2 separate regions of the Homo sapiens genome follow, and region 2 is linked to region 1. A link is a contact called in ENCODE Hi-C data. All regions are on one chromosome and are shown on one strand. Each heading gives the region's core, a stretch centred on a gene start or an enhancer-like site at or near the end of the contact. The rest is flanking DNA. Distances are from core to core; before and after follow the strand shown.

What was found. Hi-C counts contacts between places; a loop is a spot of excess contacts on that map. Pooled maps may share reads with other maps.
Region 2: a map of naive thymus-derived CD4-positive, alpha-beta T cell shows a loop between it and region 1 (12-fold over the local background). The contact joins the promoter of AMDHD1 here to the promoter of CRADD in region 1. A Hi-C loop is called at or near these places in 1 of 168 maps with a recorded cell type or tissue (naive thymus-derived CD4-positive, alpha-beta T cell), 2 of 37 single-sample maps with no recorded cell type and 7 of 50 pooled maps.

The regions. Positions count from the first base shown.
Region 1 is chr12:93,675,605-93,679,703 of GRCh38, reverse strand. CRADD (CARD and death domain containing adaptor protein) reads right to left here and starts at 2,329. Exons shown (of 3, transcript NM_003805.5): 1 at 2,232-2,329; 2 at 632-935. The coding sequence starts at 929. RefSeq lists enhancers at 1-641, 1,458-2,272, 2,245-2,484, 2,273-3,088.
Region 2 is chr12:95,940,960-95,944,820 of GRCh38, reverse strand. It overlaps AMDHD1 (amidohydrolase domain containing 1), which reads right to left and starts at 1,490. Exons shown (of 9, transcript NM_152435.3): 1 at 1,286-1,490. The coding sequence starts at 1,422. It overlaps CCDC38 (coiled-coil domain containing 38), which reads left to right and starts at 2,207. Exons shown (of 16, transcript NM_182496.3): 1 at 2,207-2,390.

The DNA.
Region 1 (4,099 bases), core at 1,080-3,579:
ATGACCTGGCTCTCTGATGAGAACATGCTTCCCAAGTGACATGCCAGGTTTCCTGGAAGCATTTCTAAATGCATTCTCTGAGCTCCCTCCCTCACCTCCCAGTCACGGTTCATTCTTCCTTCCCTGCACTTCCTAATGCCACCTCCTGATCCTATTCCTCCAACGTCATGTCCCTTCAGTCCCAAATCCTTACCCACTTTCATCAACCATTGACCCTTGTCCTGCCTTACATCCCAACTTCAAATCCAAAGGGCATAGTTCTGGCTAGGTGTGGTGGCTCACGTCTGTAATCCCAGCACTTTGGGAGGCGGAGGTGGGTGGATCACCTGAGGTACGGAGTTCGAGACCAGCCTGGCCAACATGATGAAACCCCATCTCTACTAAAAATACAAAACTTAGCAGGGCATGGTGGCAAATGCCTGTATTCCCAGCAACTCGGGAGGCTGAAGCAAGTGAATTGCTTGAACCCAGGAAGCAGAGGTTGCAGTGAGCCGAGATCACACCATTGCACTCCAGCCTGGGCAACAGAGCAAGACTCTGTCTCAAAAACAAACAAACAAATAAACAAAAAAGCAAAGAGCATAGTTACAACATTTTGGAGCTGGTTCAAAGTGATCTTTCTGAGGCCTACCTGCAGGCAGGTCGGTCATGGCCTCTTCCCTTGCCTTCTTCAGCTTCTCCCTGACCCAGGGAAACTCCTGTAGGGAATCTAGGAATGTATCAAATGCTTTAGGGCCCCTGGAAGGTAGGATATCCAGCAGGAGCATTGTTTTCCGGAGGCCTGTGGTTTGAGCATTGATTTCTTGAATATGGTTTTCCGTCAAGATTCCTTCCTGGTAGAGGTACTGAAGAACCAGTCCCTCCACCAATACCTCTGCACCCAGCTCCAGGCGAAGTGAGCGGAGTACTTGTTTGTCTCTGGCCTCCATTTCTCCCTGGAAAGAGCCAAAATCACAGCTCAAATTACAGACATGTTGATGTGGCCCTAAAGACAGTGTCACTGCAATGTAAGTTCCTTCAGGTCAAGCACATCTTTAAACCATAGCAGACTGCCAGGTCATGGTATTTAATTCACTGATTAAGCCAAGCCAGGTTAATTTTGAATGTTTCCTAACATAATGAACAACAATGAAGATGAATCATCTTTTCTGTTTCTGCTTTTCACACAATGGGGTCCCAGCTCAATTCCTCGTTCAATAAAGAAATTTGGAAAAAGAAAAAAAAAAAGTGGGTCAGAGACCCTTCTGAACAAGCAATTTTTATCTGAAGATTACAGAGCAGCACTAATTTTAACACGCTGGAGAAGAAATGGTGGTTTTATTTTCACATTGCCCTCATCAGACCTGCACCACCACCACCAAGGCAGAAACTGCCAAGGTGGACGCAGGTCCCCTTTTTTTGATCACAAGTATTTGCAAAACCTGATCAGTAATAGGAGTGCAGGACAGAAATCAGCAGGTTCAGAATTTAAGGCTCTTTTCGCTAAAAGTCCTCTACACGATCACCTTTAAGAAAATTGTTGTTTGTGCCCAGTCTACAATAAACTTTACACAATATACAGTCACAGACTCCATTCCTTCCCACTAAGAATTCCGAATCTCCAGCACAACACTGTCGTGGCCGCACATGCATGGGACATTTTATGGGATTTTTTTCTTTCAAAAAAAGCACACACCCCAGCACTGGTCAGTAGCCAGGCACGATTTGAAGGTGCAGTTCCACCACCCCTGCACCAGTGTGCTGTGGCTTGGTTGTGTGTAAGGCAGTGAAGGTTAAGTGACCGGGAAGGCAGGCAGGGATGACAGATGGGGCTTCAGACACACCCGGGCAGTACGACCACGGCTAGGCGACACCCGATCCCACACTCCCCCTCGCAACCCTGTAAAGTTCAGGAGGTGACAGGTGAGGAGGGGAGGTGTTCACGTTTGGCCGTGAGCGCCCATTGGGAACTATTTAAAAAGGCTCTGCTTCGGCCGCTGAAACCCTTGTATCAAACAGGAAGACTACGGGCGGTTTCTGCGGCAACTTGACCCGCTAAAGAGGGAGTGCTGGGAATGAACTAAAGAGCGGACCAAGGGGAGAGCGGGCCTCCGGCACTGCCGCAGCCACCCAGCCTTGGCCCGGATCGGAAATGCGGAGCAAGTTAGCGGGGCGGGGAAGCCCCCGCAGGGCCCAGGTCGCAGACGCTACAATGCAGGACTTTCAAAGAAAGATGGATTCCTGTTACTTACGTCTGCAACCACGTATCTTTGGGGCGGGGGAGAAAAACTGCAACCGGAATCCTGACTGTTAGGGAACCTGCCCCATAAGCACCATCTTTGTTAATGGCGAAAACCCTAAACAGGAAGTGTTGACACCATCTTTGTTGAGGGCAAGTACAGGAAGTGCTGTCGCCATTTTTATTGAGCGTTCAAGGGTCGGATCGAAGCTCTTCCCGCCATGCTTACTGTGGGTAAACAATTCAATAGCGGGGAGATGGACAACCGTAGTGTCACTTAAAGGGTATCTAAGTAATGGAGTAATTGAATCATTGCATTTTAACACAGTAACTCCATCAGGGCCTCGCACACAATTGACCTAACAGAGAGGCAGGTCAAAAGCCACCCTAGTAGAGAAGCCTTCTCTGACCTATCTGATTAAAACGGCAAGACAGCTGCGCTCATTTCCTGCACTCCCCATTAACCAGCTTTATTTTTTACGCATCACCATCTTATTAAAACTTTTCACTTATTCATTTGTTTATCCTTCTGCTTCCCTCCATTAAAATGCAAGGTCATTTATTTATATCAAGGGTTCCTGCCCGCAAAGAGTTTACAAATCTGTCAGTCAGGATTTCATTGCAGCACTCAGCTAGTTACTCCTAGTCAGAAAGGGATTCGTTAGGGGGAATTGGGGACATTCGAAATCATTGGAAAGGCTGGAGAAGGGCTGAGCTGAACATCCATGGATGACTACCTAGATAAGATTGCTGATTGTGGCTGCTGCCCACAATCAGGAAGATGGCGTCAGGAAGTTGCCATGCCTGGTCCCCAACCTCCTCTCAACACCGACAGAACAATTAACAGGACACTGGAACAGTGCTGCAAAAAACGGTGGTCTCCACGGCTGCATTTGCCAGCAGCAAGAAAACAGCACCTGCAAATCTTGCTTTGCTGCGTGCCATTGGTGAGACCAATCTGACATGCAGAATATTAGCAGCAAGGATGTCTAGAGCATGTAGTTGGTAGCTTTCCAGCTTGTGAAACACAAAAAGGTATAGTAAATGAGGGAAGGCCTGACACTTAAAGCCAATCTACTGCATCCACCACATTTTCAATGTGGAAAGCAAGAAAAAATGCATGACCCAAATACAGAGAAACACAGCAATGCCAAATTGGGTGTCCTTCCTCACATTCCTTTGTGAAGCGAGGCAGGCGATCAATAAATACATTCATTGATTCATTTTTAAATCAATTGGATGATACATACAGAAAGTCATATGCTTACTAAAAATCAGTTGACAGTACAGGGGGAAAAAACTCCTAAAATATTATTTCTGCAAAGGTTTTCACAGCCAAACCCTTTGGTGGAAAATGAAAATATCTTTGTTAAGCAAATCAATGGAGAACAGTTCTGAACCTCCCTCCTCAAAACCTTCTAAAAATTGTATTCAATTTACAGCATTACTATGCCAGTTACCATTTTACTACACCGTTAATGACAGTATTTTTACCTATGTGGCAAGTATTATTATTATTACAGTCATGCATTGCATAACAATATTTGGGTCAATGACAGACTGCATATATGATGGTGGTCAGAGCAATAGGCTATGCTATATGGCCTAAGTATGTAGTAGGCTATACCATCTAGGTTTGCATAAGTACATCCTATTTTGTTTGCACAATGACACATTTTTCACAATGTATCTCCACTGTTACAACTGTTTTAGCATTTGCATGTATAAAGACTGTGGAATCAGAATGGTCAATTGTCTTAGGCAAAATCTCACAGCTAATATAGAGCAAAACTTGAAGTCTAATGAAGTTTCTCTGATTTCATGCTCTTTCCAATACACCATACAACCTTGTATAGTGAAGAGTTTATTGTTCTAATGATA
Region 2 (3,861 bases), core at 241-2,740, 2.3 Mb before region 1:
TCCCAACCCAGGTACATATTTTTCAACTTTCTAAGCAAAATTTTAAATAATATTTTCATAGTAAATTGGGAATGTTTTCATCCCTTAATTAAAAATAAACCAGTCAAGCTGGGCGTGGTGGTTCACGCCTGTAATCTCAGCACTGGGAGGCCAAACCAGGTGGATGGCTTGAGCCCAGGAGTTCAAGACCAGCCTGGGCAACACAGTGAGACATTGTCTCTACAAAAAATACAAAAATTAGCCTGGCGTGGTGGCGTGCACCTGTAGTCCCAGCTGCTTGTCAAGCTGAGGTGGGAGGATGGCTTGAGCCTGGGAGGTGGAGATCGCAGTTGAGCCTGGGAGGTGGAGCCAAGATCATGCCACTGCACTCCAACCTGGGCAACAGAGCTAGACCCTGTCTCAAAAAAACAAAAAATAGGCTGGGCGCAGTGGCTCATGCGTCTCAAAAATAAATAAATAAATAAATAAATAAATAAATAAATAAATAAATAAAATTAAACCAACCCACAGTCCCTTAAAAGCTGGGCTCTTGCACAACCCTAAACTGCCTCAGATAAGCCGTGGTCAGTTTGTGAGACTCATTGATCGTGTGCAATTGTGGTCCCATGGCACGCTTTGGATTCAAATTCTCATCCAACTTCCCTTGCTACCCCAGGTCGCCCTCAAACTTTGTTCTTTTATTCATATCTGGCAGGAAGCTCAGATGAGTAAGAGAAATATCTTGTTTTCTGATGGTCAAATCTTGATTTATTATCACTCAGGGCCATTATCGTCTAAATGTTCTCCGTGGTTCTAAAGCTTTAGTGTACGAGATCACGAGGATGTGAAAGGTACTTTTGAAAAATTCAGGTCTCAGAACTCCAGCCCCAGTGATGCTGATTCTAAAATTCTAGGGATAGGGAGTGGGGGACGCAGGTGGAATCAGAAATCTGCCGTAAGAATAAAATAACCACAGGCCACCCTGACAAAGGTGGTCTTCTGGCCTCCCTTTAAGAAGCACTGGGGAGGACCTCAACCCCTTCTGATGGTTGGACAGTGATATTTTACCAGCAGAGGCAGGACCCTGATGCGTTCCAATGGGGTGTTCCTCTCTGAGCTCTTTGGACGGAATGACAACCCCAAGCAGCAGAGCGTGTTAGCAACAGGTACCCCAAAGGCTGGCTTGCCCGTGTATCTCTGTGCAGGGACGCTTTCACGGCGTTGTTTCCCTCCAGAGTGCACAGTGAGAGGAAGAGCGGCCAGCTCCGCCCGTGGCGGTCCCCACCCTGCGCGCCCGGCCACTTACTTGCCCACCACCAGGCTGGCGCCTTCCAGCACCGCCAGGCTGCGCAGCGCATCCCGCGCCAGGAAGCGCTCGCCGCGGGCGCACACCAGCACCACTTGCTGCGCGTTCTCCAGCAGGAGGCTGTGGCCGCTTGCCATGTCGCCTCGCGCCGAGGGTCGCCGGGAGGCCACCGGGCTCGGGCCACCGGCAGGACTCAGTGGAGGACGAAAAGCCGCAGCCTGCGCTGTCCGGGGCTGGGAGGGTGGGGCGGGGGCGGGCGCTCGCAGCCGCTGCCCTTTGCTCGCCTCCCCCAACCACAGCAACGGGGGCGGTAATCATTGCAAGAATGGCAACGAGTAATAAACCTGATGAGGAATCCTCTCTTTTTTGGTCGTCTTGTCCCATCCCGAGTAAACGAGATGGAGACTAGTGTCCCTACTTTTCAGATAAGGAAACTTAAGCTTGGTCACCCCGAGAGATCAAAGTGAGCTGTGTGGATCACGTGGTATGTGGAAGCGCGTCAAGGGTTGGCTGGGTGAGGGCACCCGGAGTGTTCGGGAGTGAGGGACCGGAACCTGGGGTAGAGCCCCGGAAGGGGGGCCATGGGGGAAACCTCTGCCCGGGGGGTTGGGGTGGGAGCCTGGAGATAGCGCTCCTGGAGAGGGCAGAGTAGGGGAAAGCTGTGCCCAGGGGCAGGGACGGGAGCTTGGAGGTAGAGCCCCGGGAGAGGACAGAGTGGGGGAAACCTCTGCCTAGGGTGCTGGGACGCGAGCCTGGAGGCAGAGCCCCGGGAGGGTACTGCGTGGAGGAAACATCTGCCCACAGGTTCTGGGGCGGGAGCCCGGGACGCGGAGGGCCGCGAGCCGAGGGAACCTGGGGGTGGGGAGGAGGGGGATGCGGTAGGGGAGGTGCTCCTGGGTCCGCGCGGGTGGCGGGTGCCCCGCACTTATCCGTTGGCCAGCTGCGTTCCGGGATCAGCTACCAGACGGTCCCTGAGATGACCGGGAACCGGGCTGGGGGAGGATAGAGCCGAGACTGGAGGATCGATTGGCACCTCCGCCCACTTTTCCCACAACGCCTTCCCGAACGATAGGTTGGAAAGGCTCCTGGATCCAAACTCGCTGAGGTAAAATAGGTTTCAGCTCAGTGTCCGCCCCTCCGCATGCCCCCTCCCACCCCTCAGCTGTGTCTGGTGGGCCTACAAGCAACTTGCGACCAAAATTGGAGACAGAATCAAGTTTATGGAAGATGGTCTGTGATTCTCAGCCTCGTCGCTTCCTGCTACCAATTGCTATGGAAACACTGCCAGGCCCAGGCTTTTGAGTCCTTAATTACTTGATTTCGTTTATTCATGTTTATCACAAGCTCTGTGTTAAGTCTTGTGGAACATACAAAGATAGGAAAGGCGCTTTCCCTGCCCAGTAAAGACTTTACAATAAAAGTGATAGATGTGGACACAAATAATATACTATAAAAGCAGACTAAGCCTGCAAACCCACAAAATATAAAAGTTAATTTAGTCTCATTAAAAAAACCTGGAACAGAAAGCAAACACTCCTTTAGATGACCACGATAAATAAGAATATAATTTAGCTTCATATTATGGCCTATAAAAGAGAGATCAGTTAGGAAAGAGAAAGATAAAAATTGGAAAATATATAGACAATGTGAGTGAAAGAGACCCTAAGGGTGGGGGGGAGGGGGCATCAGAAGATTATTCACAGCTCATATACACAATCACAAACAGGTTGTTTGTGTGTGTGTGTGCATAGCTTTTAAAAAGTTTATACATACATATATTTCTATGTCTTTAAAAAGAGAAGTAGAAATAGTGGGGAATAGAAACACATAAAGTCACTAATTCACAGAGAAATATTAAAATTTTCTATTATAAAATTTCTGCTGAAGACTTTAATCAGTTACATTTTGCAATTTTAGGCATATTTGCAGAACTATGCAATTGTATGTATAAAGGATGGGTTAAAATTATAGAAAAATAGGGTTCAATAAACTTGTCTTAGTCTGAGTTCTGTTTCCTATAAGCTGTTTGACCTTGGGGAATTTCTTTACAGTAATTTCTCGAAGCCTCGTTTTCTCATCCTCATCATAGGGAGAGCTGTTTCTACTTTATGGGCTTGTCTGAGTTTTAAATAAAATAAAACATAAATCACTTAGCCCAGTGCCCAGCTCTAAACAAGTAATAGGTATTATTACTATTATTCGTGTGTTTTAATCCTGCTATTTGTCTTCCTGGCCAATTAAGTTAAAGATTAGATTTCAGCCAATAGTATAGTTCCTCTCCTGACTTCACAGACCATGTACTTAAAGCTTGCAAGTTCTGGGTGAGTCTAAAAGAAATTATATTTCTTTTTCATAGGTATTTATGTTTGTGGGTGAACTGTGCATCTGATTCACAGTCCAGACAGACAACATTACCTGATAAGCTCCTGCAAACAGGAGGTTTGCAAAAGCAGAAAGGATGAGTGAATTTCTTTCCTTAGTTACTGTTCAGTAGTTATAGATGGATAAGGATGACACATTTTTCCTTGGTAATAACCAACATCCCGATAGCAGCTCTTATAAAATACTTTTCACAT